Regions from separate parts of the Mus musculus genome. Here region 2 is linked to region 1. The links are chromatin loops, found by intact Hi-C in ENCODE. Cell type or tissue: left cerebral cortex. All regions are shown on one strand. Links, peaks and the distances in the headings refer to the core of each region. The heading gives the core; the rest is flanking DNA.

The links. Hi-C counts contacts between places; a loop is a spot of excess contacts. Peaks named below come from ENCODE experiments on the same cell type or tissue, not always from the same donor. Only the 100,000 strongest peaks of a DNase experiment are listed, where the experiment ranks them.
Region 2: it touches region 1 in a loop (2.2-fold over the local background); 2 of 42 quality-filtered maps call a loop at or near these places.

What each region holds. Positions count from the first base shown.
Region 1 is chr4:150,266,260-150,281,735 of GRCm38, forward strand. It overlaps a transcript of Rere not described here. Among named protein-coding and RNA genes, the nearest start is that of Rere, 7.9 kb to the right of the region's middle. In left cerebral cortex, for the core only: no CTCF peak of the experiment used is centred there; a DNase peak (open chromatin) is centred at 6,719.
Region 2 is chr4:150,591,004-150,606,479 of GRCm38, forward strand. The region is part of intron 12 of Rere (arginine glutamic acid dipeptide (RE) repeats); the gene reads left to right. Among named protein-coding and RNA genes, the nearest start is that of Slc45a1, 53 kb to the right of the region's middle. In left cerebral cortex, for the core only: a CTCF peak has its summit at 8,124 (motif pointing left); DNase peaks (open chromatin) are centred at 5,225, 7,923 and 8,260; H3K27ac peaks cover 57 bases.

The sequences.
Region 1 (15,476 bases), core at 2,843-10,842:
ACAATATAAAAATGAATGAATAAATACAGTTATTTCCCATAAAATGTGAGCATAGAAGTATACAGCGTAATCAAGAGAAGGCTTAAGGACCAGCCCGTGAGGTGGCTCTGCTTGCAAGCCTCTTGCATGGAAGCTATGCTCTAACAAGCTCACAGAGAACCCACACTGTCCTCCTAACTCCACACTGGAGCTGAGCTGTGGTTCCTGCATGAGTGTGCACACCACAGTAGTAATAAGTAGTTTTTTTTTTTTTTTAAGAGAGAGGAATAAAAGACTTGAGGAGAAATAAAACCCATCTTATTTGTATTCAAATGGGAGGGATCCAACAGAGAGAGAAAAAAGGAAAAAACCCAAACCAAACCAAACCTGCAGAGCCTGGAGAGGGAGGGTTTCTGAGCCATGTCCTTGAGTAATGAGAGGGGATGGGAGCGAATGAAGGAGCAGAGGGCTGGGTTTTGATGGAGCATAGATGATTCATCCCTAATTGCAAGCAGGAAGCCAGAGTGTGGATTTAGAGAAGGATGGATGGGTGGGGGCTGGAGGAGTCCGTGCAATTTCTCTGCTGATTGCGTCAATATTCACGACGAACTCGGAAAGAAATCCATCAACCGAGAGGGAGAGCAAACGGGAGGAAGCGTCGGGAGGGAGACTTGAGCGGAAAGCCGAGGTTGTGAAATAACTGGCTGGAAAATGAGGAAAGAAATTAGCCGGGAGAAGTGGTGTTGTGTGATTGCCAGGAGCCATTGTGGGCCCACTTGAGGTTTGTGGTCACGCATTTGAAAGTGAAGATGGTCAGCCTCATTTGGGTGACAGGTGCCGGTGCCTTCCAGGAGCAGTTGGAATTCTCATCAAGCTGTGGTGTGGCACGGGGAGTGTCAAGAGGAGGACATCGCTAAGGCGTGGACAAGGGAAGGAGCGCTGGGCAGACCGAGGGGTGTAAACGGCCATGGGGAGGAGGAGGAGGACAGCCATTATTGGAGTCATGGCTCTGGTTTGTTTTAGGAGGCTGAGACTCGTCCTCTACTGGAGAAAAACCTAAGCTGCGTGCACAGCATGCCTGGAGTCTTCAAGCACAGCAAATTCAAGGCCAGGCTGGTGCACATGAGGCCATGTTTTAAAGGGCGGGAAAGACAGTGCCTGTGCCTTTATCCCCAGTTTGATCTGCAGCTGGAATCAACATGGTGGAAAGAAAGAACCAACTGCCACAAGTTGTTCTCTGATTCCCTCTTGTGTGCCCTTTAGGCTCTCGATAAGCAAGCATGTCACACACACACACACACACATCACACTAATAAATAAGTGCCAAAATTACTATTTTTTATTAAAAAAAAAAAAAGAGGCTGGGGAACTGGCTCAGTGGGTAAAACTGCTTATCATGCAATCTGGAACAGTGAAAAGCTGGTTGAGGCTGGATATGGTGGTGCATGCCTTTAGTCCTGACGCCAGAGGAAGACCGAACTCTGTGAGTTTCAGGCCGGACTGATCTACATAAGGAGACTCTGTTTCAGCAAAATAAAATAAAACAAAACCTCTCGGGGAAAAAAACAAAAAAGAACAACAACAACAACCACAACCAAAAAAAACAAAACAAAACAAAACCCTCAAACCAAAATATAGATTCCAAGGCTAGGCACGCAGCGCAGTGGGAGAATGTGCGCCCCCTCCCCATTACCTCCACCCCCACCCCCATGCACACAGCACAGTGATAAGATGCTTGATCCCCATGAATGAAATCCTGGCTTCAACTTTCAGCACTGTAGTAGAACAAGGAACAGTATCTTAACATTCAGGAGTTGGAGAAAGATCAGAAGTTTAAGATCACCTTTAGCGCCAGGCAGTGGTGGCGCACGCCTTGGGAGGCTGAGGCAGGCGGATTTCTGAGTTCGAGGCCAGCCTGGTCTTCAAAGTGAGTTCCAGGACAGCCAGGGCTATACAGAGAAACCCTGTCAAAATCAAAAAAACAAAAAACAAAAAACAAAAAAACAAAAAAGAAAAAAAAAATCACCTTTTGCTACATAGTGGGTCCCATTGAGCGCCACCATGGCTGGCTCATAGGTACAACAGAGAGCAGTATGCTGTTGGGCCAGCACTCCAGCACTAAGCTACAGCCCCAGCTCCTCTAACTGTATTTTTTTGTTATTGAAAAGATTATTTTTATGTGTATAAATGTTTTTTTTTTTTCTGCCTGTACACACGCCCACTGTGTGCATACCTGGTGCTCTTGGAGGTTTAGAAGAGGTGTTGGCAGGCCCTGGAACTTAGCTGTGAGAACTCAAGTTGTCTGCAAGGGCAGCCAGTGCTCTTAACCACTGAGCCAGCTCTCCAGCCTCTGTAATTGTTGTTGTTGTAGTCGCTGTTATTTTGATGCAACAAACTGGCCGCAGATGCTCTTTCTAAGCGCACTACAGTTACTCATATTACCTAGGTCTACGGTTTGAACACGGCTTGTCCTCTTTGAAACTCTTGTGGAAATTTGGTCATCCAAGAGGTGGAGTTGTCAGGGGGTAATTAGGTCGTCAAGGAGGCTCAATGTCCTTGAAGAAGTGTGTAGTCCCAAGGGAGGAGATTACTAATAAGAAGCTGCTTCTCCGGCCCACACCCTTCCTTGCTGTGTTTTTTTCCATGATGACCTCTAAGCTCTCCCGACAAGTCCAGGCAGCATGAGCCTTTACCAGAGGCTGAGCAGATGCAGTATCATACTGGATTTCTGGACTCCAGAGCTGAGCACTGTAAACAAGCATGGCGGCCTCCCCTTCGTCCTTCTCTTCTCTTGCTTTGTACGTGCTGGTAATAGGCAAGCCAGAGCACAGCCTATCTCTAGTAGCATTATTTTCATCCGTGTGTGTGTGTGTGTGTGTGTGTACATGTGTGCGAGAGTGTGAGTGCATGTGTTTGCGTGCGACCGCGCGCACGCGGGCGAGAGTATACGTGTGCGCATGCGCGTTCGAGTGTGGTTGCGCATGTGCTCTAGCATGTGGGTGGAAGTCTAAGGACAAGCGCAGGTGATTATTCTCAGCTTCCACATTGAGAGAGGTTCTCATTAATGCTGCATAAGCCGAGCTAGCTGGCCTGAGAGCTCCACGGTATATTTTTGTCTCTGCCTCGCATCTCGGTGTAAGAGCTTTGCCATTACAGATGTGTGCTGCCACACCTTGCTTTGCATGGGTGCTGGGGATCTGAACTCCAATCCCCATGCTTGTGGTTTTGTGTGTAGGAAGCGCTTTTACCACTGAGCCATACCGCAACCACAAACCTCTATTCTTAATCTATGGCCCTATATCAAATATTCGTACAGCATCAGAGAAAGGAGCCATTCCTCCCCCACCCTGGCCTCCACGGGAAGCTGCCTTGCCTCTCTTTGTAGAAGCTGTTGCCCTGAGACAGTTTGGTTTTGTGTATATGACAGTCTTCAGTGACCAGGACAGGGCTGAGCTGATTTAGTTCCCCCCCCCCCCCCCCCCCCCGCTCAGGAATTTTAACTAGGAAATGCCCAAGTCATGAGGCATTTGGCCGAAGCCCCTGAAGCTGACAAGCCGCAAGCTACAGAAAAACCAGAGAAGCCAAGAGAAACCACATGAAAGGCACGGTTCAGAGGAAGTAGAGGCCATGAGAGAGGCTGTAGAGTGGAGGAGAGCTGTCTGGGGACAGGCCTGCTGGGGGAAGGTGAGCTAGTGTTAACGCAAGGGGCAGTGGGCTGTGTTCCTGCCCTTCCTGTGCCCCAGCTTCTAGTCTCTGCTTTTCCTGAGGCCAGAGTGTAGTTTCATCAGGCTCCACGAGGGAAGACGTGCATTGCAAATCTCTTACTTTTTAGTGTTGTTTATTTTGGGTGGAGGTACGTGTGTGCAGGGGCTCATGTATGGAGGTCAGAGAACAACCTGTGGGAATTGGCTCTCTCTGACGTATGGGTCCCGGGAACGAACAAAGGTCTTCAGACTTGCTAGTCAGCACATTTACCCACTTGCTATCTCCCCAGTCCTCTTTTCTCTTCAAAAATGATTTATTATCTTATTTATTTCCTTTACTGCTCCCTCCCCCCCGCTTTTTTCGAAACAGGGTTTCTCTGTGTAGCCCTGGCTGTCCTGGAACTCACTCTGTAGACCAGGCTGTCCTCGAACTCAGAAATCCACCTGCCTCTGCTTCCCAAGTGCTGGGATTAAAGGCGTGTGCCACCATTGCCTGGCGAACCCTCTTTTTTACTTAATATTTTCAGGGGCTGGAGAATAGCTCAGCAGTTGAGAGTGTGTCCTGCTCTTGCAGAGGACTCAGTGGTTGATTCCTAGTACCCATGTGGGGTTGGTAGCTTCAGCTCCAGAGGCTTCTAAGGGACCTGCCTGATCTCCAAGGAGACCCTCACTCATACAGACATGGATGCATATTTATGCTTAAAAATAAAAATGAGTTAAAATGGTATCATTACAGAGCCAGGTGTGGTGGTGCACACCACTTGGGTAGCAGAGGCAGGTAGATCTCTAAATTCAAGGCCAGCCTGATCTACAGATTAGAGGTATCTCAAAACACTGGTAAGTACATTTGTTATTATGTTTATTGATTTATTAGTGAGGCATGGCTGTGGCAATTGGAGGACAGCTGGCAGCACCTTGTGAGCTCAGGGGGTCGACCTCAGGTTGCTCAGCTTGGGGACAAGCATCTTTTACTTGCCGAGATGTCTAGGTAGCCCCTCCCCCGTTTTTTTTTTTTTTTTTTTTTTTTTTTTTTTTTGGTTTTCTTTTTGTTTTGTTTTTTTGAGACAGGGTTTCTCTGTATAGCTCTGGCTGTCCTGGAACTCACTCTGTAGACCAGGCTGGCCTCGAACTCAGAAATCCACCTGCCTCTGCCTCCCAAGTGCTGGGATCAAAGGCGTGCACCACCACCGCCCGGCACCCCTCCCCCATTTTAAGAGAGGCCCTTACTATAGACCAGGCTGGCTTTGAGCCTACAGAGATCCACCTACCTCTACCCCCCACATACTGGGATTAAAATCACGCACCATCATGCCCAGTCCAAACAAACAAACAAACAAACAAACAAACAAAATGGTAAAAAGAATTATTATTGGTGATGGGGAGGCCAGGGCAGCTTGGGTACCATGGAGCTTGTGGAGATTGATTCCCTGTGGGCTCAGTTCTCCTCTCTCAGCATAAGGTAGGTTCTATGGATTGAATTCAAGTTGCCTGGCTTATGCAGCAAGCACCTTTCCCCGCCTGCTGAGGCTTCTTGCTTGCTGTATTTATTTATTTTGAGTTAGGGTCTTGTGGAGTCCAGGCTGGTCAGGAGTTTACTAAGTAGCCGAGGATGACCTTGAACCACGGTGGAGCACTAGAGTACTACCATGCCTGGTACAGGAGTGCTGGTGACTGAACCCAGCGCTTTGTGTGTGCTGGGTAAGCACCCTACCAACTGAGCTATGTTTCCAGGCCAGCATCCTGGTGCTCTTAACTGCTAAGCCATCTCTCCACCTTCTGTATCTACCTTTTTTTTTCTTTTGGTTTTTCAAGACAGGGTTTCTCTGTGTAGCCCTGGCTGTCCTGGAACTCACTCTGTGGACCAGGCTGGCCTCGAACTCAGAAATCTGCCTGCCTCTGTCTCCCAAGTGCTGGGATTAAAGGCATGGGATTAAACTACCATAAAGAATAATAATTTTAGCCCCTAGAGTCCCCACTGCTCTGCCTGGTCACCTTGTACTTTCTACCAATCTCTTACTGTCTTTTCTGTACACTTGTGCCCCCCCCCCTTCCTGCAAGTAAGTCAATAAAACCTGTGCCAGTCATGATGGCACACACTTTAATCTTAGCACTCAGGAGGCGGAGGCAGGCAGATAGATCCCTATGAGCGTGAGGCCAGCCTGGTCTACAGAGAAACTTCCAGGACAGCCAGGGCTACATGTGTGACCTTGTCTCAAAAAAATAAAGCCCTATAGGATTCCATGTCTTCTTTGCCCTCCTCCGGCACCAGGCACACAGTGGCAGAGACACGCATAAAAGCCAAACACCTACACACATCAAATAAATACAATTAAAAAAAAATGTAAGGGACTGTCTGGCTGCGGGCTCGGGGTCGGAGCATTTGCCTAGAAGGTTTGGGGCTCTGAGTTCACTCTCCAGTACCTCATGCACACCGCTGATGTGACACAATCATCCTTGGGACTGAGCAGAATGGAGGAGACTGGCCTAGATTTGACCATCCTGGACATTACAGCTCTTGTCTGGCAAAGCTGAGTTTTGGTGTTCTTCCCACATCAGAGAGTTGTTCTGCCCTGTCAGGTATTCAGTTAACTTCTGGGTTCCTTAAACATGATTTTAGAAAATCCTGTTAAGGAGGGAAGGCCCGTAAAGGCCCCTAAAGGCCCCTTTGTCTTGTTTGTTTGGCTTTTAGAGAAAGTACAGTTTGTGCAGTTATGAGCACCAATTATCATGCCCCTGTTATCCCTAGAAAACAACACCTTCAACCCAAGCAATCTACAGGATAGGGGGAAAATATTTATCTTTAAATGCAGCTTCCCCGAGGGTGGAATTCTCCCCCTCCCTGGCTCACTCAGTTAACAGTGGACAGCTGTTTCTAACAGGAAGCGTGGAATCGCACAGCTCCCCGAAACGGCAGGAAGACAGAGGGAGGAGGGTTCCTAATTATCAAACTTGGATCGGGGCCAAGACAATGAACCTCCTTGTCTCCGCCCCTCAGTTCTTTCACAGGTCCTAGGAGACTCTTAATAACCACAAGTGGTCAGGTGGACTTAGGTCTCATCTAGAAGGCATCCTCGTGACTTGAGTCAATGTGACTCAGGAGGAGAGCATCAGGCCACCCCAGCTGAGCATGCTGGCAAACAGACCGTAAAATAAAATTCAGCAGAGTGAAAGGCTGAACTGGGAACCTCAGCTGCTCTGCACAATCAGACACATACAAACAAAGGAAAGGGGTGTCTCATGCCTCTTCTAAAAAACATTTTATTCTTAGTTTTTTTAAGATAGGTTCCTATGTAATCCTGTGCCAACCTTCCACTCACTATGGTGGCTGAACTAATAATCTCCTTGCCTCCAAGTGCTGGAATCACGTGCATGCTCCACCATGCCCAGCTTACACTTATGATTTTGTTTTATGTGTGTGTGTGTGTGTGTGTGTGTATGTGTGTGTCTCTGTGTGTATTTGCTCACATGCCATGTTGTGGCACGTTTAGTGTATGGAGGTCAAAGGGTCCCTGTGGACGTAGGATCTCTCAGCCTCTGGATCCCAGGGTGGGTGGTGGTGGTGGTGGTGTGGAACCCTATTCCTTGGGCTTGGTAGCAAGTGCCTTTAAGGAACCCTCTCCCTAGCCCACATCTTCCTTTAGAAAAGCAATCTTACCTTTACTGCAAGCAAGCACAAGGAGCACCCATCTTTCCCTTGCAGTGCAGGGCAGGGGCAGGCTTTCAGGAGTCAGTCACTTGTCTGGCTTGCAAGCCAGAGGGACTAGAGAGGAAGGAATCAGGTGAAACCCCATTGTGGCTACATAGACAGAAGGCAAGTGGGCAGCCCTTGCCCCTGTTTCTTTTCTTTCTTCCTTTCTTTCTTTTTTTTTTTTTTTTTTTTAAAGATTTATTTATTTATCATATGTAAGTACACTGTAGCTGTCTTCAGACACTCCAGAAGAGGGCATCAGATCTCTGTTACAGGTGGTTGTGAGCCACCATGTGGTTGCTGGGATTTGAACTTCAGACCTTTGGAAGAGCAGTCGGGTGCACTTACCCCCTGAGCCATCTCACCAGCCCCTCTTTCTTTCTTTCTTTCTTTCTTTCTTTCTTTCTTTCTTTTTTTTTTTTTTTTTTGAGACAGGGTTTCTCTGTATAGCCCTGGCTATCCTGGAACTCACTCTGTAGACCAGGCTGGCCTCGAACTCAGAAATCCGCCTGCCTCTGCCTCCCAAGTGCTGGGATCAAAGGCGTGCGCCACCAGTGCCCCTTGCTCCTGTTTCAACCTGAAAAAGTGCAACGGAGGTGAGGAAAGCACATTATCGGCTTGGGTTTTCACCAATTCCGTCGGAAAGGCCCAGAAACAAGCTCCAGTATGTTGCAAGGCTTGCCGCGGAGTCGCTCTAGTTCTGCTTAAGGCGTTTTAGGGGAAAATAATTTACATGTTCCAAAGCTTGAGTACTTCTGGAAGATTAGGAAGGCTAGTTACCAGCCATATGTTCAAAGAACTTGCATTCTTTCTTTCTTTTTTAATTATAAAAATTATCCATGCTTGAGATGAAAAGGAAGGGGAAAAAAAAAAAACGAACAGAGCAGATTCTAATGAAGTCAGAAGTCAGTCCTCGGTCTGCGCTCACCACGTGTTCATTCCGTGCCCAGTGGGCTCGTTGGAAACATTCTGTGAGGACATTCTGAAACATGGACAGACTTGTCCTTTCAGGTTTATTTTCCCTGGGTAGTGTGTGTAGCAGGCATATGTGGAGGTCAGAGGACAGACAACCTCAGTTTTCCACTCACCATGTGGGCTTTGGGTGTAAGACTTTTTTTTTTTTTTTTGGTTTTTCGAGACAGGGTTTCTCTGTGTTGCCTTGGCTGTCCTGGAACTCACTCTGTAGACCAGGCTGGCCTCAAACTCAGAAATCTGCCTGCCTCTGCCTCCCAAGTGCTGGGATTAAAGGCGTGCACCACCACGCCCCGCTTTGTGTGTGTGTGTGTGTGTGTGTGTGTGTGTGTGTGTGTAAGACTTAAAGTAAGCACCTTAACCCTTAACCATTTCATAGCCGGGAGTGAGCTGCACTCCTGCCCTTCCTACGGATGGATTCGAAACTTGCTCTTTTAAAAAATGCAAATAGAAGCCAGGCATGGGGACATATGCTGTGGGGACATATGCTGTTAGCCCCAATGCTTGGGAGGCAGAGGCAGGTATTTAGCTGTGTGTCTGAGCCTGTCCTGTTCTGAATGGCAAGATCCAGGCCAGCCAGGACTACAGAGTGAAATCTCTTCTCAACAAACAATTTTTTTTTTTAATTAAAAAAGGAAAGAAAGAAAGAAAGAAAGAGAGAGAGAGAGAAAGAAAGAAAGAAAGAAAGAAAGAAAGAAAAAGAGAAAGAAAGAAAGAAAAAGGAAAGGGGCTGGAGAGATGGCTCAGCAGTTTAAGAGCACTGACTGGCCGGGCGTGGTGGTGCACTCCTTTAATCCCAGCACTCAGGAGGCAGAGGCAGGCAGATTTCTGAGTTCGAGGCTAGCCTGGTCTACAAAGTAAGTTCCAGGACAGCCAGGGCTATACAGAGAAACCCTGTCTCGAAAAACAAAACAAAACAAACAAACAAACAAACAAAGCACTGACTGCTCTTCCAGAGGTCCTGAGTTCAATTCCCAGCATCCACAACCATCTGTAATGAGATCAGATGCCCTCTTCTGGTGTGCCTTCAGACACACAGCTCCTCGAGCATGGTGGTAATGTTGGGATCTCATGGCGGCAGGAGCTTGCAGCAGCGGCCTGAGCTGCACCCACAGTCGGGAAGCAGAGAGAGATGGACACATGGCTGGTGCTCACTTTCTCTGTTTTATTCAGTTCAGCATCCCAGAAGATGGGATGATTGATGCTGACCACACTTTGGGCGGGTCTTCCCACCACAGTGAGCCTAATTTCAATAATCCCTCACAGGCAAAGCCAGGTTTCCTCCTAAGTGGTACTAGGGAGGCAGGGTTGATCACCAGGACATCACTAACACTGCATCTCTTTCAAAGCTGATGCTAGATCCTGTCAAGTGGATGATCGGATACTGACCATCATTCTCCTCCCTCCCTCCCTCTCTCCCTCCCTCCCTCCCTCTCTCCCTCCCTCCCTCCCTCCTTCCTTCCTTCTAATTTAGACAGGGTTTCCACATGTTGGCCCAGGCTGGTCTTAAGTTTGTGATCCTCCTATCTTAGCCTCCTGAGTGCTGGTATTACAGGTGTGTGCTACCACATTCGGCTTAAAATAAATGTTAGTGTGCATTCAAAACGGTGGGTTTCGTTATATTTTCTCTTTAAGAAATTATTTAATTTTGCCCATATGTGTGTGTGTGTGTGCCGGAGTTTATGTATGTGTACTGCATTCATGCAGGAGCTCTTGGAGGTCAGAAGAGGGTGCTCAGTCTCCTGGAACTGGAGTTATAGGCTGTACCGAGCTGCCATGCATGTGCTGAGAACTGAACCCTGGTCTTCTGCCAAAGCACTAAGTGTCCTCAGATCCTGGGCCTCCTCTGGAGTCCCTCATTCCGGCGCCTTCTTTCTTTCTCTTAAGAATTCTTTCAGATATATTTATTTTTATGTACATGGGTGTTTTGCCTACACATAATATGTGCACCACAGATATACTAGTGTCCCTGAGACTCAGAAGAGGGCGTCAGATACCCTGGAATTTGAGTTATGGATGATTGTGAACTGTCATGTGGGTGCCGGTAACTGGACCCAGGTCCTTTGCAAGAATGGATGATCTTAGCCACTGAGCTATCTCTCTGCCTTCTCATCATGACCATTTCTTTTCTTTTGTTTTTTTTTTAAGCTTTTATTTATTTATTTTTTATATATATGACGAGTACACTGTATCTGTCTTCAGAGACACCAGAAGAAGGCATCAGATCCCATTACAGATGGTTGTGAGCCACCATGTGGTTGCTGGGATTTGAACTCAGGACCTCTGGAAGAGCAGTCAGTGCTCTTAACCGCTGAGCCATCTCTCCAGCCCTAATCATGACATTTTTATACACGTTTCCTGTCTTTTGATTATATTTACCCAGCCCTCATCATATCCCCTGCCTTCTCACGTTCTTCCTGCTGGTCCCTTTCTTTCTTCTAAATACTCTCCTTTCTATTTCCATGTCATCTGTCTGTGTGTCTGTATGTGTGTAGGATCACACCTCTGATTTGATTTCTATATGTACAAAAGTAAATTTAAAGAGATGACTCTTGCCCGGCGTGGTGGAGCATGCCTTTAATCCCAGCACTCAGGAGGCAGAGGCAGGTCGATTTCTGAGTTCGAGGCCAGCCTGGTCTACAAAGTGAGTTCCAGGATAGCCAGGGCTACACAGAGAAATGCTGACTCAATAACCCAAAAAAAAAAAAAAAAAAAAAAAAAAAAAGAAAGAAAGAAAAGAAAAGAGAAGAGAAGAAAAAAAGAAATGACTCTTAGAGAGATGGCTCAGTAGTTAAGAGCATCAGCTGCTCTCCCAGAGGGTCCAGGTTTGATTTCTGGCACCCACTCAGTGGCTCACTACTCTCTGTAACTCCAGTCTCAGGCAATTTGACAATGTTTTCCAGCCTCTGCAGGCACCAGGCATGCAAGTGGTCCACAGACATATGTGCAGACAAAACATCCGTACATACACAAATAAAACCAAAAAAAAAAAAAAACCATCTTTAAAAATCACTACCTAGGGATGTGCGATGGTCCTTTTTAGCTACACGGGGAGCTCAAAGCCAGCTTGGGCTAAGTGATTCCAATAACAACAACGATAATAACAACAGAGCTGGCATGTATTAAGGTTATAGAACTAACAAAAGTCTTTGATGTTTTTAGATTCAATAACAACAATCCTTCCCATTTTCTAAAGCTTGCTAACAAAAAAAATGAGGAAAAATGTTCTAATTTCACATAAAAAAAAAATCCCTACTAGATGTTTGACCTCTTTAACCTTCTGCAAATTATTTAACTTCCTTAAGTCCTAGTTCTTTGACCTTTAAAGTTAAAGTGATAATAACACACTTCATGGCTGTTGTCAGTACTGAGTGGGCAAAAGAACGTAACAGGCTGCACACGGCACTTGGGGCACAGTGAGCTTTCAATCATGGGTTCATAGTTGTTCTTATTAGAAAGGTTATTTCATTATCAGAGTCTGAGGTTCTAGGCAGGGAGTCTGTGCCATTTGGCTCTGTAGCTGGACCACAGTTCATGCATGGACCTGTTAAATAGACCTAGTTTGCTAATTTTATGTCCCTGTAGCATATTGTGCTTTATAATTATGTGGAATTTGGATACATCTACCTACATGCACATCTGTATTAATAAAAAAGGCCCAATTCCCTGCTCTTAGGAGGTGGAGGCGGGAGGATCATAACTTCAAGGTCTGTCTTCTGTGGGGTGGCTCAGGGAGTAAAATTCACTTGCTGTGCCAGACTGAGTTCAGATGGCGGCCTTAGGTAATTTTTTATTGTTGTGATAGCACATCTTATAGAAGAAAGAGTTTATTAGGCTGTGGCTTCAGAGGTTTAGAGTCCATCATGGTGGAGCAAAGGCAATCGGATAGGAACAGCTGAGAGGGTACACCTTGATCCACAGGTAGGAAGCAGAGATCGAGCACACTGGGAACTGAGAGAGACTTTTGAAACCTCAAAGCTCACCCTCAGTGACACACCTCCTCCAAGAAGACCACACCTCCTATCCTTCCCAAACTTTCAAACTGGGGACCAAGTATTCAAATATATGTGTCTCTGAGGGCCATTCTCATTCAAACCACCACATCCCTACAACCCAGGCAATAGCTGAGTTTGTCCTCTGATTTCCACATTTGTAGTATGTCATGCATGTACACATAAACACATGCATGCATATAAAAGGAGTAAATACTTATTTACTTATTGGATTTTTATTGAGACAGAGTCTCTCTTTAGGTGGCCCTGGCTATTCTGGAACTTATTATGTAGACCAGGGAGGGGCTTGATTTACAGAGATCCACCTGCCTGAGTGCAGCTTAGTTACTGAAAAATTCCTGGAAAATTTAGTCAGGTATAATAAAATTGGGCTGGAGAGATGGCGCGGTAGTTAAGAGCACTGACTGCTCTTCCAGAAGTCCTGAGTTCAATTCCCAGCAACCGCATGGTGGCTCACAACCATCTGTAATGGGATCTTGTGCACTCTTCTGATGTGTGTGTAAAGACAGCTCTGGTGTACTCATATAAGTAAAAAATAAATAATATTAAAAAATCATTAGCTATCTTCCTCATTTCTTTTTTAGCCATCATTAATTTAATTCATATTTTATTTATATATATGTTTGTGTTTCTTTTTTTTTTTTTTTTTTTTTTTTTTTTTAAAGATTTATTTATTTATTTATTGTAAGTACACTGTAGCTGTCCTCAGACACTCCAGAAGAGGGAGTCAGATCTCGTTACGGATGGTTGTGAGCCACCATGTGGTTGCTGGGATTTGAACTCCTGACCTTCGGAAGAACAGTCGGGTGCTCTTACCCACTGAGCCATCTCACCAGCCCCATGTTTGTGTTTCTTAATTTGTGTATGCACATATGTGTGCAGGTAATGCAGAGGCCAGAAGAGTGTGTCAGAGACCCAGCGGCTGACGTTGCTGCACTTGTGAGCTGCCCTGCATGGATGCTGGGAATTGCACTTCAGACCTCTGGGAGAGCAAGCAGCAAACATTATTAGACATCGAGCCAGCTCTTTATTCCCAAGTTCTCATTTTATTTGAAAGGGAAGAGTTTTTTCTTGTTGAAAGGTAGTAAGTGGTAAGGCTTAGTTGTGGGCCTTGGAGACTCAGCAGGTAAAAAGGCTCTTACTGCCAAGCTTAACTGCCTGAACTGCAAACCTGGAGTCCGTGGAGAGTGGACTAGAGAGACCCAAGACCCCCAAAAGCCTTCCTGGGATCACTGTAGCATGCATATACCCCTTATGAAGAAAAAAAATGTTAAATTAAAAAAAGACCCCATTTCCTTTCAGATCTCTTGGGCCGTACAGTTCAATGACATCTGCTAGTTGAAATTATTTTTAAAAGGAACTTTTGGATGTGGGAATTATAATCTGAATAGACACTCCAAAGAGAAAATTATCCCTCTATTTGAAATAGATGGGTGAATTATTTTAAGCCAAGCTCTATCCTTTAATTATTCTATTATATACAGACCTTAACTCCTCTGAGAAGAGTGTATGGTTTAAGGACACCAATAAGCATTTACAGAATATTAACAAACTAACAATAGGCTGATGATTCGCCCTGGACTCATGCCAGAGTCTGTGAAAGAACTCAATAAACATGATATGCATTTCAAAAACTGGTAATTATAATTAAAATTCCAAACCCCACGATCCTATAAATTATATTAAGTAGAATGGGAGCATTGGCTTGCCCTGGCTCAGGCTTATAGTATGTGGTACACATGGTGATAATGTCTTTGAGCATAGTGGGAATATAGTAATATTTTTTAAAGGTGATACTTGGATTTTCCTTTCCTTTTTTGTTGGCATTTTTAAGACAGAGTTTCCAAATGTAGCTCTGACTGGCCTGCAACTCACACTGTAGACCAGGTGGGCCTTAACCTTTAATTAAGATCTTCTTGCCTCTGGCTCTCTAGTGTTAAGATAACAGGTAAGAGCCACCAGGCCTTGGTGAAACTAGTCTACGCCTCCCCTCCCCCAACAGGGCACAGCTACTGCTCTCTTTAAAAGACTCTCCGTCGTAATGGTCTGTTCTTTATTACTATTTTTTTTTAAAGTCATATGTGTGTGTGTGTGTGTGTAGGTTTGTGCACATGGAGGCTAGAGGAGTGTTGGATTTCTCAGAGCTGTAGTTACAGGCAGCTTTAGCAGCCTGATGTGGGTGCTGGTAACCGAAGTGGGGTCTTCTGCAAAGAGCAGTTGAGCCCTGTTCTTTATTACTTAATGAGGCCTTTTATTATTCTCATCAATAAGCAGCACAATTCACCAATTCACATTTTCTTTTCTTTTTTTTTTTTCACTTCAGTTTCGGTCAAACATTATTTTTAAAACATTATGAACTACCCATCAGAACAAATAACTTCGAATCCACTCTGTAGCTCCCCTTGAACCTCAAGGAATAGGAATCTGTCTCTTAAATGAAATAAGCAATTATGGCTCTGGTAATAATAAGAGCAAGGGGACAGTCGCCAAGCCCACCCCTAAGACCGACCCGCTTGAGGTAGACCATCCCGAGGGTCAGTACAGGGCTGGCCGCTGGGAGCTCTGCCTGTGGCCGAGCAGGGCGGACCAAGCACAAAGCCGCGCCTGGGGCGGGGAGCCCATCTCCCAGGTTCCGGCCGCCGCCCGGAGCGTGCACTAAGGGCTCGGCCGCGCCGCCACCAAAGCCTGGCCTCTCCCCTTGCCTTGCCTTCTGCTCATTTTATTAAAAAGGAAGAAAAAAAAAAAAAAAGAGAGAGAGAAGAAAAAAAAGGAGGAAAAAAAGAAAAAAAAAAAAAAAAAAGAAAATGGAAGAGCGAGCTGGAGCAAACATCCCGCCCCCAGGCCCGCCTTCCGCCTCCTATTGGCCCGTCCTCTACTGACGTCACGAAGAGACAGACCAATGGTGATGGTCGATACTGCGAGGTGGGCCGGGCCCGAGCGCGGAGTGGGCGGCGGGTCGGCGCAGCAGCCCCGCGGCTCCGCCACCATCGCGGAGGTGCCGCTGCTCCCACAGACGCTCGCGAGCCGCCCCCCGCGCTCCGCAGCCTCTCGCCCCGCCGGGCCTCGGTCCCCGCCTCCTTCCCCGCGCCTCGTCCCCTCACGCGCTCCCCACCTTGTTTC
Region 2 (15,476 bases), core at 5,058-13,057, 330 kb after region 1:
TCAAGTTAACCTTCAACCAAGTTTTTCTTTCTGAAGTTTGGAGAAGGGACTAAAACCTCAGTCCTTTAATTCCACTTTGTAATCCTACCTTGATCTTTCTGGCAGCCTGCCCCATCCTGTCGCCACTAGGCTTTGGGAGTCATTAGCATAGAAAAGAGTGCACCCTTTTGAGGCTCCTTCTCTGTCAGGAAATGAGGGCAATGACCAAATGTGTCTGGGAACCTGAAGTCATTTAACTTTTCTTTGGTTCCTGTAGCACCTGCTTCTGATGTAGCAGAACTGAGAGTTATTGTCACAGCTTCTTGTGCAGTTTGCCGGTGTTAACAATGGAAACACCACTTTGCCTATGCCTGCTTTTGCTGCTGGGAAGGGCTGAGTTTCTCCTATGGACATATGTGTTATTCGGGAGCAGAGTTCATTTTGTGAGTAGAGTAAATTAAGACATAACAGTTTAATGGGTTTCTGTCAAGTTGTGTGCGGGTAGAGGAAGATGGAAGGTGGTGGTTACTGGTGTTGCCAGAGCCTGAGGTCTGTCTAGAAGTTGGTGGAAGGAAGTGTGTTTATCCCAATCTTAAACTTCAGTGAGACATCCTAGTGTTAAAGTGATCTCTGCTGTGGGAGTGAAGGCTTTCTCTCCAGGGCCCCTTTTCCTCTTAAAAGCCACCTGGGACTTGACCTCCTAGGGCAAGCATCTGCATTTACACATATTTTTCTGTAAATTCCTTTGCACAAAGGAGAAGGTAGGGTGTGTTAGAAGATACCCTGAAAAAAGGGTGAACCAGCGGGTCCTGGTTATACTTGCACTCTGGAGGGTAAGGCGGCTGGAAGCGTCCCTGCCTGTCTGGGATGCAGAGTGAGTTCTAGACCAGCCTGAGCTGTAGGCTGTCTCAAAATAAAACATTTTGAATGGACTGGGGTTCGGCTCAGTGGGAACATTTGTTTGAATCCTTTGTAACACACACACATTCCCCACCCCCACCACTCTCAAATTTTTTTTCAGCTAGCTGAAAGATTGGGGAAAATATTCATAGGAAGCAAAACTTTGACTTGACTTTGCATTCCAGTTCATATCCTTCAGAATAGCCAGCTGCATGCGTTTGTGGGATATTTTATGTTCTTTTGCACGTTACTATAAAAGTGGTATCTGCCTGCACTGATCCCTGGCCACACTGGGTGAGTCTTCCTCAGGTCAGTGGGAGCTTTGGTTTATCCTTCCGCAGCAGTTAGGGGACTTGGGAAGCCTGGACTAATACAGACAGATAAGGCCAAGTGGGAGGTGTCAGGAGCCCTGTCTGAGTCTTTCTGCTCCCGCCTAGGCATACACCGCCACACACACACACACACACACACACACACACGCCTCATATACAGTACAGGGTTTGGTACCTCAGTCAGGAGCTTTGTTTCTGAAATGGAGCTTCCCTATGTTGTCTGGTATGGTTTTGAAGTCCTGAGTCAAGCAAACCTCCTGCCTTAGCCTCTTAAGCAACAGGGGCAATAGGTGCATGCCATTGTGCCTGCCTTTCCAGGCTGATTTGTTGTTGTTTGGAGAATATTTGTTTGCTTGTTTTAATGTGTATAGATGTTTTCCCTGTATATATGCCTGTACCCTTTGTGTGTCCAAGAAGGCCAGAAGAGGATGTTGTGCCCTTAGAACTGGAGTGAAAACAGACAGTAATGAGCTGCCATGTAGGCACTGGGAATTGAACCCAGGCAGCTTCATTTTTAATGTTCTACTGAACATAGTGCTGTCATTTTCTATGAAACGGACACTCTGGCTGTGACCCCTGAGCTGGTGTTCCTTATCGCCTGTGTGTGCCGTTTGTTTGCATGGCTCACAGTGCTGTTCGTGAGTGGCTAAAACTCACTGAAGGTATCTCATCAATTTTGCCGTTCTCCAGACAGACGACCCAGTTGATGAAACATTTCACTGCAGCCTTGGAGCAGCTATGTGTTTGCCTGTCCAACCTTAAATGCATGCCTGACTCTTTAGTGCAGAGGTCTCTATTGTAGACAGACTCCGTACCATTGTCAGTAGCCATAATTTTAGGGATATAATTAAAGTTACCAAGTGGAACAGTAGAGATAAAGGCATGTGGTTTGTTGATAGGAAAGTCAAATGTTACATCCTGGGCTAATTATTAGACAATTAATTGTCTTAAGCATGATGGCTGAGACAGGAAAAGGGTTTTGTGTATCTTGTTAGATCTGGTTAGTATGGGTGAGCGCTAAGTAGAAATTAGAGTTTTTGCTTTTTTTTTTTTTTGTGTGTGTGTGTGTGTTCTGCTTGCATATAAGTCTGTACTATATGCATGCAGTGCCCATGGAGGCCAGAAGACAGTATCAGATCTCCTAGATAGAAAATTGTGAGATGCTAAGTGGTGTGTGTGGATGCTGGGACCTGAACTTAGGTTTTCTGGAAGAAAAGCCTGTGCTCTTAAATACTGAGCCATCTCTTTGATCCTTAAAAAGATAATTTAAAAGAATTATTATTCCAGCCTCTGGGGAGACCGGAAGTTGCAGGGTCTGAAGTTAGGGAACTCTGAAGAACCACTCTCTTTAGAAAGGAGATGGTCTAAAGGTACAGCTTAGTGGTAGAGCACATGCTTAGCATGTGAAGGCCCTAAACTCAGCTGCAGCACAAAGAGCAAATGTGTGAAATGGAAGGGAGTCCGGCCCTGTGTTGGAACTCAGGCTGCCCTAAAGCCAGCCTCCTAGCCCTGACCTCTGTCCCCTGCACCAAACCATTCTAACTGTGGTCAAGGAAACCAGGAATAACTCTTGACTTTTCTATTACATTTTGTTGGGTTTTATATCTTACAAAATTGTATATGGGTATTATGCCTTTTTTTTTTAACTTTAAAAAAATATGACATTCTGTAAGACAACGTGTGGTTTTAGGTTGTTTATTTAAGAGATGAGTTAGCATATTCTTCTTACTACCCATTCATTTTGTAACTATTTACTAAATAGCTACAGCATTACATAATTGTAATGCAGTGGTAGTAGGTGTGGCTATGCTCAGTGCTTCAAAAAACCAGGAAGTGCAGGGGAGGAAATGGTAGTTTGTCTTTGGTTTTATGGGGTTTTGGTAGGTTTTTTTTGTTTTGTTTTGTTTTTTGTTTGTTTGTTACTGGTTTGTTTTTTTGTTTTGTTTTTTGTTTTTTGAATAAAGCCCGTGTTCTCTAGTTACAGATGTCAGGTCTGTGACAGAGACAGTGTAAGTGACAGTGTGTGAAGCCAGGCCCTACTGGGCAGATTAGGAACCCTGCTCAGGTTCCACTCACATACTCCATGTAGCCTTGAACTCCAGATTTTATTATCTGCACCCACCAGGGACTGGGATTTGAAGCATGTGCCTGACATGACAGGACACTGGGAATTTCAAACAGAAAATGTAAGGGACACAGTATGGAAACTGTAATAGGCTGGGTTATAATGCCCGAGAGCAGTGGCTCTCAGCCTTCCTACTGCCCTTTGATACAGTTCCTCATTTTGTGATGACCCCTCCCCCACCATAAAATTATTTTTGTTTCTGTTTTGGAATTATAATTTTGCTACTGCTATATGTCATAATGTAAATATCTGTGGTTGAGAAAGAGTCATTCGACCTCCAGAGGGGTCACAACCCACAGGTTGAGAGCAGCAGCTCTAGAGTATCCCACATGACCACAAGAAATACTCATAGTTTGCCAATAGAAGTGTGTGTGCGTGTGTGTATGTGTAACTTTGGTGGTGGCTCACCCCTTTAATCCTGACACTTGGGAGGCAGAGGCAGGCGGATTTCTGAGTTCTAGGCCAGCCTGGTCTATAAAGTGAGTTCCAAGACAGCCAGGGCTATACAGAGAAACCCTGTCTCCAAAAAAAAAAAAAAAAGTAAAAAATAAAAATAAAAGGAAAGAAAAGAAAAGAAAAGTAGTTACAGGATGTTGCAAGTCCCCCAACATCAGTGTCCAGTCAACATCAGTGATAGTTCTTCACCGAACTTGCCCCAGAAACCCCTAGTAGCCAGCTGTAGACTGGTAGCTGTGTTTCTTGTTTTTGTTCTTAATCCTACTAAAACTCTGTTAATGTACATATCCTTCCTTTTTCTTATTTTGTGTGTGTGTGTGTGTGTGTGTGTGTGTGTGTGTGTGTGTGTGTGTGTTGGCTAGAGTCAAGCCCAGTACTTACTTGGTGAAGTCTGTGCCACTGCACTATATCCATCAAGAATTGACCCTCAGTTCTTCTGCTGATGAAATCAGAATGGAAGCAGGGTGGGCGGGGCAGCAGAGAGGCTGCTGGTGTGCATGGGCCTGCTAGTTCCTAGTGAGATGCTGAGCTGGGAGCTGGGCGTTTAGACTGTGTCCTTCCCAGGCACCATCACTAGCCCTGAGCTTTTTTTTAAAAACAAGTCTCACTGTGTAGCCCCAGCTGTCCTAGAACTAGCTATATAGATCAGGGTGGCCTCGAATAATGGCCTTACTCTATGGCTGTATGCGGTGCCTGTGGTTTGAGGTGAGTAAGAACAGAGGAAGAAAGTATATTTAAAGTTCATACTTCCCAGGTGAACTTAGTTCTGAATTTCTGGTCCTTTTGTTTGTTTGGGGTTTTTGATTTGTTTTAACTTTTGAGACAATGTTTCTGTGTATAGTACTGGCTGTCAACCACACCAATAAAGAAAGGCATCAATGTTGACCTCCGCTGACTGTGCAAGCAAGGGCCTCAGAGAGAGTTTAGAAGAGCAAGAAAAGGCACAGCCAGGGAAGCCTAGTGTTCTGTTACCAGATCATGGAAGGAAATTCTGGCTCAAGGTAGTTTTTTAATAGGTTAATGAGTGTAAATGAAAAACTATCATTTGCAGCAGAAGGTGCTGGTCTGAGCTGTGTTGAGTCTTGTTTGTCCATACTGGCTGAGATTCTGGCCTATAGTGTTAGCATTAGTTGTATGATGTGCTGACGTTCTTCCTGTGTATGCAGAATGGGCCTCATTGCGTCCTGCTCACAGCAGAACTGTCTGAGGCTTTGGAGACCTGTGTTTCAGTTGTACAGCTCCAGGTGAGAAAGGCTAAACAGTAATGAATAATAGTTTTTCTTCAGTCGTTCCCCAGTGGTGTACCACCACAGACACATGCATAGGTAAACATACCGTTTAACCAATCTAGTGCCTCAGATGGGAAGCCAGCCTCTTCATCTCTGTGGAGGCAGCTGTGGATAACACCCAGTTCTATGCATGTGATGTGGGAGCAGAGGCGAATCTGACATCACTGTGATGCCCACTCATGGGTGGTGGAGGCATTAACACTGCCTGGAGCAGAAACATAACTACTGTGGGTGCTTCTGGTCACAGCACTACCTATGAACTCATTTCGATTGGTTTTTACAGATAGCTGTATGGTCGTTCCACAGCCTGGTGCAGGCTCTGCAAGATGTGATGCTCAATCTCTGCTTTGAGGTTCTGGTCTGTCTTTTTACTCATCCTGTGGGCAGGAGTGGCTCAATGGTTAAGAGTACTGGCTGTCCTACATTACACAGGTTCAATTTCCAGCACCTTATGGTGGCTCACAGCCTCCTGTAACTCCAGTTCCAGGAGATTGGGCACTCAAGTTGTGTGCAAACATTTGAGCAGGCAAAACACCCACGAGCGTTTAACATTTAGGGGTGGAAGGACAGGTCAGAAGATCTAACAGTGAGAGGTCAGAAGGAGGTCAGAAGACCTAACAGTGAGAATAGGGATACTCTGCTTCAGGAAAATGGGCTGAGGGCCAAAGTGTCTTTAAGCCTGGGGTCAGTTTAGGGCTGATGCTTTTTTTGTTTTTCTGGTTTGGTTGTTGGTTGGTTGGTTGGTTGGTTGGTTTTGTTTTGTTTTGAGACAGGGTCTCATGTAGCCTAGCAGTTAGTGATAATGTCCTTGAACTCCTGATCCTGCTATCTGCCTTCTGGGTGTAAAGAGATTGTAAAGGCATCATACCTGACTTCTGACTCTGGTTTTATTCATTCAGCTTAAGACCCAATAGCATGAAGCCCAGGCCTGTGTGGTTTCTCATAGGTTGATTTAAAAACAAAACAGACAAGAGCATCAAGCACAGTGACTTCCCACTACAGGCCTTTGCCTGTACATGACTCATCCTCCCTCACTCCACACCGAAGGTCTTTGGGATGAAGAACCTGTTTCCATTGCTTACAGTGACCCTAACAGAACTAAGTGGGTTGAGGGACTGACTCTTATCTACTGCATAGATAATCAACGCCCCATGAAAGCTTAGTAAGCTTCAGTTTTGGTTCTCCTAGGGAATTTTCCATCTACTTATGTTTACTTCAGGTTACTCTTAAGTTCTGATCTCCAAAACTTAACTAGACCATTTTTGCAATTGTTGGAGAATTTACCTTTGCTTTGTATAGTCCCTGTGTGGTATTCCTCCTGTTTGCCGGACTCACACTAGTGAATGTTTACTGACCACCTTTTTAAAAATTATGTGGATGTGTGCATGCCCCTGTCCATTTATGTGCACCTGTTCTTGCAAAATGCCTGAAGAAGCCAGAGGATCTCGGGTCCCCTAGGACTGAAGGTGTAGCTCATCTGGTAAGTGGGAACCAAACCCACGTCCTTTGGAAGAGTAATAAGTGTTCTTAATTGATGAGTGATCTCCAGCCCTGTGAGCGTCTTCTCAAGTCGGGCATCTGCTGTTTAATGCTTGGGATCCTGAATCTAGAGTCTAGCAACATCCTTTGTGTTTGAGTTCAACGAGAAAAGAATCAGTCATTCATTTTCTTTCCACTAGACTCTTTGACTTGAGCCACCAAAGGATCCTACTGAGAGAGTGACCTTCATGGGAAGAGGCTAGCAGAAACTCTCCCTTCAAATCAGGAAAGATAGCAATGTCAGGCTGTAGGGTTGGCTAGCAGCAACCAGGAGGATGTGTTCCTGGAGCCTGGGGGCCGAAAGGCAGGATGTGTGGAGAAAGCCGTCAGCTGTGGATTTTTTTTTTTTTTTGTGAAGGAAGCATTCTAGAAGCCAGCTGTAGTGGATGTGGGGGATCCAAAGTCATAACAGATGTCAGAGTAGCATCTGGTGTTAGAACTAGTCCCCTGAAAGGTGGTGGGCTGTCAGAAGGTGCTGCTCTTCTTGACTTTGGTTTCCCCTCAAGAGAGTGATTGTTTCAAAGGGAGGTCTCTGTCCACAGGTTGGGAAAAACTGGTTCCAAAGAAGTCAGTAACTAGAACCTCTCTAGTTTTAAAGATCTTAAGTGAAAAGTTGGTGGGCTTTTTTTCCAGAGTTGTTTCTGGGATTTCAGGTTTGAGTGGGAAGAATGCAGAGCTCATCTGTCAGTGTCCTTCCTCCTGGTGGCTTTGTTCAAGCCCAAAGGAACCTTTCATTTATCATGGGCTGCGTGAAGAAACCACCTTCACCTCTCAGTCACCTGCACATGTGCATGGAGGAGTGGGGGGTCACAGTTTCTCCACAGAGCAGCTCTTCACACTCCTTTTGGCCACCCTCCCATGCCTACCAGGGTGTGTTGTGGCAAAGTGATTTCTCCCCAGAAGTGCTCTCAAGATTTTCATGTAAACCTTCAGCATGCTAATTTAAGTTTATAGCTTAATTATGAGGAAGGACCCTAGAGCTTTACAGTGTGTTTTAGCTGTCTGTAGTGCAGCTCTGGCTGTGTAACCAAGGCTGCCCTTGAACTCCTGATTGTCCTGCCTCCCTTGTCCTTGGGATAACACACATGCACTACTATGTCCCGTGTCATCTGGCAATTTTAAGATAAGAACTAAATGTCTAAGGAAGTTCTCAGTTTTCTGGGAAGCCAGCTTCTCCTAGCAGCTGCAGTAATTAATGGAGTCCCCAGAAATTGGCCATCAGTGTGTCCTGATAGTGTAGCAGCCTGCATGGAGGCAGAGTGCCAACCATACACTACTAGCTTTTTTGTGTAGGAGCCAGCTGGCCTGACAAGACCCTTGAGGAGACCTAGCCATGGACCAAATCTGTGATTAGAAAATCTATCTGGGGGCTGGTGAGATGGCTCAGTGGGTAAGAGCACCTGACTGCTCTTCAGAAGGTCCAGAGTTCAAATCCCAGCAACCACATGGTGGCTCACAACCATCCGTAAGTGTGAAGAGATCTGACTCCCTCTTCTGGAGTGTCTGAAGACAGCTACAATGTACTTACATATAATAATAAAAATAAATCTTTAAAAAAAAAGAAAAAAAAAGAAAATTTATCTGTATTTTTATGTTGTATTTTTTAAACTTGTGAAGTGCATGTTCATGTGAGTACACACACACACACCCCTGCCAGGATCGCAGAGCTATTTTGAGAGTGCTCACACAGTTGCTTGTCCTGGAACAGGGGCTGTGTTCCTTGCAGAATGTTTTCCCTGGCCACAGATGGATGAAGAAGAATCTGTTGATGTGATGGAGCTTAGCTTTCTAGGTGTGGAAGCTGGGGGGGGGGGGGGTCCTCCTTCCAGGTAAGCTGATTCTTTGGAACTCAGCACTGGGAAAGGTTCCAGGTAGAACTGGTTTTCCTGGGTCACTGGAGTAGTGAAGGGATCACACAGCGCATCTTGTGACTGCAGTAAGGTTTAGTGCCAGCTTGCAAAGAAGGTGGCCAGTTGGGTGAGGGTCAGTTACTGTGCTGTGTGCCCACATCCTTCTTCTTTGGCACCTTCTGCCCAGTCAATTGTTCCTCCTCTGCAGGTAGCCTGCTCTAGGAGCCCTGCTCACAGGCTGCAGGACTTGCTGGTTTCCCAGACCTCCTGTGTTTGTTCAGACCCCAGGACAAGGGGCTGAAGTGCATATTTTACATACCAAAGCAGGCCTGGCCTTCAAATTCTCCCAGCATCCCTCAGTCCCTACCTGGCAGTCCCCCAACCCTGAAATTTCCAGCCCAGGAACCAGGCTACCCTTCCCCCAGGCTCTTCCCTATATGATCAAACGTTTGGGTCTGCACATGTGCTTTCTCTTCCCCCTCCCTTTCTCCCTTCCTGTGGCCACCCCCTGGCCTCAGTCCTTGGGGCCAGTGAACATGCCCAAGAGCACCTTCCGAATAAACCTGCATTTAATACAATCTAATCTGGCTTGAATTGGCTCATTCCACTGGCAGAGAAATACTGTTATCACTCAAGTCTTCTCTTTGCAAAGCTAACCAGGAAGCCTGTCCTAGATTTATAGTCATCTACCCCCACCTGCTGTAACAAACCACCACAGACGGGGCTTCAAAAGCAAAAATTTATTTTGTAGTGGTTCCAGAGATTTGGAAACACAGGTGGTAGTAGTGTTGAGATACACACACACACAGAGCTAGGCCTCTCTTGTCTTGTAGCTGGCTGTCTCCTCAGGTGTCTGACCTAATATAAGAACACCAAGACTGGACACACACCACACACCTTTAATCCCAGCACTCTGGAATCAGAGGCAGGTGGATCTCTGAGTCCTAGGACAACCAGGCTATAAAAAACAACAAAGAAGGCTGGAGAGATGGCTCAGTGGTTAAGAGCACTGACTGCTTTTCCAGAGGTCCTGATTTCAATTCCCAGCAACCACATGGTGGCTCACAACCATCTGTAATGAGATCTGATGCCCTCTTCTGGTGTGTCTGAAGAGAGTGGCAGTGTACTCATATACATAAAATAAATAAATAAATCTTTAAAACAACAAAGAGTACCAGCCAGGCTGTATCACCCAAATGACCTCATTTACCTTGACCGCCTCTTTTTGTTATTGGATTCTGTTCCAAATAACAGCACACTCAAGGACAGTGGGGATCAGGACATAGAATGGATTTTGATGAACACAATTCAGCCCATGCACTTCTATCCTGGGATGCTTCAGGGTTCCAGGAGACAGCCACTCTGGCTACGAGCACACCCACACCTATGCTGGCTTATCTAAATTCTCATAAGATCTTTGCCTTAGCTAAAATCCCCAAATTTAGGTAAAAAGAGTTGAGGTGTTTGATGTCTCAGAGTGTGAAATTAGTTTTCCCTTTCCTCCCACCTCCTCTGTGTATGTGAACGTCTGTCTGTGTTTGTGTGTGAGTGCTCACATGAGTACTCTGTGTATGTGAACGTCTGTCTGTGTTTGTGTGTGAGTGCTCACATGAGTACTCTGTGTATGTGAATGTCTGTCTGTGTTGGTGTGAGTGCTCACATGAGTACTTTAAAGAGTAATCTTTGTTTCTGCTCATTTTATTAAATAAATGTAATACTATTACAAAAATTAAATACCCTTTCTTTCTCTTTCTTTCTTCCTTTCCTTTCTTCTTTCTTTGTAATGAAGAAGTCTGTCCTTTATTTGAACATTCAACTTGCAGAAATAGATTATACGTGATAATTTGCTATTGAGACCATTAAAAAAAACATAAAACACAAGAAACAGTGTTAGAATGCTTGTCCTCGTTTCCTGGCCATCATTATAATCTTCTACCCAAAAACCATGTTTCTCCTAACTCTCCTTTCTGAGCTCAAAAATGGATTTCCCTCCAGCCCCTGTCAGTCAGTTATCACCTCAGGGAAATGCCCAGGTAGAACTGAGGGTCCCTTAAAGCATCCTGCCGCACGCCACCCTCCGTTTTCATCTCTCGCCCAGCTCCTGTCATTAAATGTTACATTTCGGTGTATATTACCGGGTGGCCCTGAGTGATGTCACTTTGATGCTGTGCAAGGATAATAAGATTGCACATACAATGAAAGGCCAATAAATAGAAAGCTGTTTGTGAGGCGGAGAAGGACGGGCTAACGCATTACAGCCTTCCCTGTGCCTTTCTTCTCTGCTGCTACAAGTGTGGTTTCACTTCAAAAGCAGACAAACACAAAAGACCCATTAGCACAGGTGATATGGCGACAGAGCCAACAGCATGGCATCCTTCTTGCCCTGTTGCTGAACTCCAGTAAAATGAATTCAGGAAATAATAGAGTGTTCAGCTGGGGGAACAAAAACTGATGACAAGTGACTTCCTAGGGTTTGAGATGTCAACTGAGAAAACACAATTCCGGTATTGGTGTTATATCTAAAACGTTAACAGTCTTCATTTAAGCAAACAGCTCAGTAAAGCCAAAAATCAAAGCTGTCTGTACCCTTATGTGTGGGTTCTGTGGTACACCTTGCTGCTGTGTCAGAATTCCCAGTGAATCCCTGAGAAAGGAGCTTGGTGGCCTTCACATTTGGTAGAAACCCCTAGGTTCGTGCTGTGCTTTCAACAATTTGTTATATGGCCTTGGGCTCATTTTTAAGTATGTCGTTTATAAAGCTGCTACAGGAAAAAAAAGCTAAATTTATTTTTTTGGTTAGGTGGAAGAATCTTATATATGTTCGTAATCGATACTTGGCTTTTAGAAGACCTATTGGCAGAAGCAGTAACAAGGCACTGGACGCAGGGACACCCACCCCAGCAGTGGGCCGGCCTGCCTGTGCACTTGTTGCAGGGTTTTGGCTGTGAAGTCTTGGCTGGTCTAGAACTCTCTTAGTACACCATTTTGACAGTCCTCCTCCCTCTCCTCCCAGGTGTTGGGATGACAGTCATATACCACATCTTAAAGTCCACTTACTCAGGATTATTTCTTATTTTGTCTGAGGGAGGTACACGTATAGAAGTCAGAACTTGTGAGAGCCAGTTTTCTCCAACCACCATGGCTTAAGGGGTCTGTGGCTTGGACTGAAGGCCAAGGAAAAGCCAGTTGACCATAGTGTTTGGCACAAGCCAAGAGCTGGGAGAGGTGGAGAATAGGAGAAAGAAAAGGAGAAATCGGGAAGTGAGGAACTAGCTGGAACCTGGTTTGGAAAGGTGTCAGGTATGGTCAGGGCTTTGAGAAGACTGAGCTAGCCTCCAAAGAAGAGAGGGTCTACCAAGGAAAGGGCTACAGCTTCCAAGCTGTACTTTGTAGTAGAGATGTGAGGCCTGAGGTAGGATCACAGGCTGCTGAACCAGAAACCCAGACAGCAGAGGATTAGGAACTGAAAGGTAGCCTGGGCTATTTCCATTTCTTTGTGCTATATAAATGAAGTATAATAACTGGAAGAGGGGGTACATTTTTAACCTGTCAAATAAGGGATTTCTTTTCTTTTTCTTTCTCGTCTTTGCTCCTTCTTCCTTCTACTAGAAGGGTACCTGATTCAGAACCATCTCTTCGGGCTCTTACATCATTTTGGTAGACCAAGGCCAAGAGCACTTCCCTTGCATTTGTCTGTCGCAGAAGAGATGCTGAGGACAGGCTGTGCTAAGTCAGGAGTCTTCTGAGCCTCTTAAGTGCAGGAGGCTGTGATTGCAGAATGCTACTCTCTGTCCTGGAACTAAGAGCTCTGCCTGCCTCTGCCTTCTGCGTGCTGCCATTAAAGGCAAGAGCCATCATGCCTGGCAAGCTGATAGGACATTCTTAAGAGCTGGCTGCTCCCAAACATAGCTGCTCAGTGCTCAGCCTCTAACCTGAGTTTTCCCCAACATTGCTAGCTCTAGCTTGAATCAGACAGTGGAAGGAAGGACCTGCACAGGGGCTCTGTGCCAGGACACTTTACTACCAAGAAAAGATGGCACTCTAATTCCAGGGAAACCAGCAAGCCAAGCTAGGTTTCTTGAGTTGGAAGATTCCTGGAGCTCATCCAGGGGCTGCTTCCCCTTTCCAGGGATGGCTCATAGTGACCCCCCCCCCTTTCCAGGGATGGCTCATAGTGACCCCCCTTTCCAGGGATGGCTCATAGTGACCCCCCCTTTCCAGGGATGGCTCATAGTGACCCCTCCCCTTTCCAGGGATGGCTCATAGTGACCCCCCCCTTTCCAGGGATGGCTCATAGTGACCCCCCTTTTCCAGGGATGGCTCATAGTGACCCCCCTTTCCAGGGATGGCTCATAGTGACCCCCCCTTTCCAGGGATGGCTCATAGTGACCCCCCCTCCAAGCCCTCCCCATCCTCACACCTTGCCAGGGCCTTCTCCACTGTCTGGGTACAGGGGTTGGGAAAGGCTGATGCTCTCTCGCTCTCTCTTGCTCTCTGCCACCTATGTAGTTTGGATCTTGTTTTTAATTGTCTGCTGTAGGTGCAATGTCCCCTTGGGAAATAGCATGGAACCCTTGTTAAAGGTGGTGCAGAGCATGGACACATCTGTAATCCACAGATGAGGGACAAGTGTCAGTCCTGGCCCAGCTACGTGCTGAGATCCTTGGCAGGAGCAGATTCTGCAGTCATTCTCCATTCTTCCCGTGGGATTGGTTGGGAGTTATGAAGCTCCCCTGTAGAGCATTCTTTCAGCACAGTGTTGGCATTCTGAATTAACAAGAGTTTCATTTTAAATTCATATAAACATCTTCTACATTGGTTACTTAGCAGCCCTTTTTTCTATGTACCCATGTTAAAATATTTATCTTTCACATAGGAACAAATAATGCTATCTCCTTTTTTTAAATTTATTTATTTAATTTGGGGGGGGGCAGGAGGTAGTGGTGCACACCTTCAATACCAGCACTCAGGTGACAGAGATAGGCAGATCTCTAAGTTCAGGGCCATCTTGGTCTACATATTGAGTTCCAAGTCAGTAGGGGAGAGAGGCAGGTGGTAGTTGTTGTCATAGCAGCTCAATGTCTGGCTGGACCAGGCCAATACAGTTCCACATGAGAGCGGTTTCTTGTGGGGGTAAGGGGGAAAAGGGGTGGTGGAGACAAAGGGGAAAGAGGGAGCGAAGGTCAATATGGTCTGCCTTTTATTTAGGCTATAACATAACCACTCTCAGGTAAGGGTAGGAGATGAGCCAGATGGATGCTGGGAATGCATGGAGATTGCCATGGCAACAGATGCATGGGTCCCTGTTGACTCTGGGTGACGTCACTGTCATCACTGGATTCAGAGGTGGACTGTAACCCATGAAGCCGGTTCCAATACCAGCACACCTCCCTTTTCCTTATCGTAAAGAGAAAAACAAAGGGGAAAGGGGAAGAGGGGTATCCTATCTCTTAAACTGCTTCCTGCTGTCCAGGGGCATTGTCAATTTCAGGGTGTAGCTGACTTTCACCATCGGGGTCCACTTAGAAAATGTTCACATTAGGCTCCTCTGTGAACAGGGGCTGACAATCCTGTAACAGGAACTGATTAATAGTTTGGTTAGAAATTTTTTATATTTGCCGTTGAAGGAATGTAGAAACAAGATTAATGAGGCAGGGAGCGAATAATAACACCAAGAAGATGAAAAGGCATTATGAAAACGAGTATCCACTTCCATATATGGTGTTTGAAAATCCAGGAATTGGAGGCCTCACGTTCCTTAGTATGGTGCAAAAACAGTTGGCCTGTAGCTCTCACCTCTGTTGGAAAGTAGAAAGGGTTAGGTAGAAGAGGATAGGGGTCAGAGAGACTCGTGGGGGAGGGAGGATGGTCAGAGGGGTGTGTGTGTGTGTGTGTGTAAGAATAAATACACTTCAAAGTAATAATAAGTGCCTCACCTTTTCCTGCCCCTCACCAGCCTCCCAGAGGGTCCTGTCTGAGAAATTAGTGCCAAGCCAAGGCGTTAGAGAAGTACAAGGACAGGGCAGGGTGATGGGTCTCAACCCAGATCCATGCCCAATCTGGGGGCATGTCCTTAAGAGTGGGCCTTCAGAGGCCAAGCACACCTTTACTCTTGGCATTTGTAAGGCTGAGACAGGAGGATCTCTTGAGTTTGAAGCCAAAGGCTACATAGAACCTGTTTGGAAAAGAACGGGTGGAGCTTTGATGTGTTAGATGCTTCCAGTGCCTCCGCAGTCTATACTTCATTTCCCTGGGCCCCTCAGGACAGAGCAGACAGACACCTCATCTTTAAAAAAGAATCACCTTTTAATTGAGCAAGACAAGAGACTCATGTCTCAGCTTTACAGCAGCTGACAAAAATGAACAAATCCAACTCTGGAGTTCACCAAATGCCAGCTGATAAATGTCAACTGATAGACCAGCAAACCTGCTTGTAAGACACAGGGGGCAGGCAGGCAGGCAGGCAGGCTGGTGCTGGCCAGCCTCAGCCTTCAGCCTCCTTCCTCATTTGTCTGCTAGAGACATACCCATGACAGGATGGGACACAGCCTGCTGGTTTCGCCACAGCAGCAGAACTTGTGCCTGAAATGGCTTTAGACCAGGTCCAAGATGGGAGCAACTCCACCCCGCATCACTTCAACCAGGCTACACAGGCAGCTACACTGACACGCTATGCTTGTGTGAGTGAACTTGATAGACCAACCAAGCCCAACCAAGAAGGCTCTGAAGTCAAGTGGTGGGGAAGATGGGACCCTGGAGCTGTTTCCCACAGCTCTGGCTCTCTGTTAGTCTTTGCTGACCACTTAAGAGGAAGGCTTTCCCTAAGCTGCACACCCCCTCCCTACCTCCTGCCTTTGCTTCTGTGTATGGCCTGTATGGCACTCCCTTCCCCTTGTTTATCTTTTCACAGAAACATCATTAGAACCCAACAGTAGTCTCCCCCTCACCAACTACGTGTTGTATGAATATCCAGGGAGGACATCTCTATGGATTGGAGCCTTTGCCT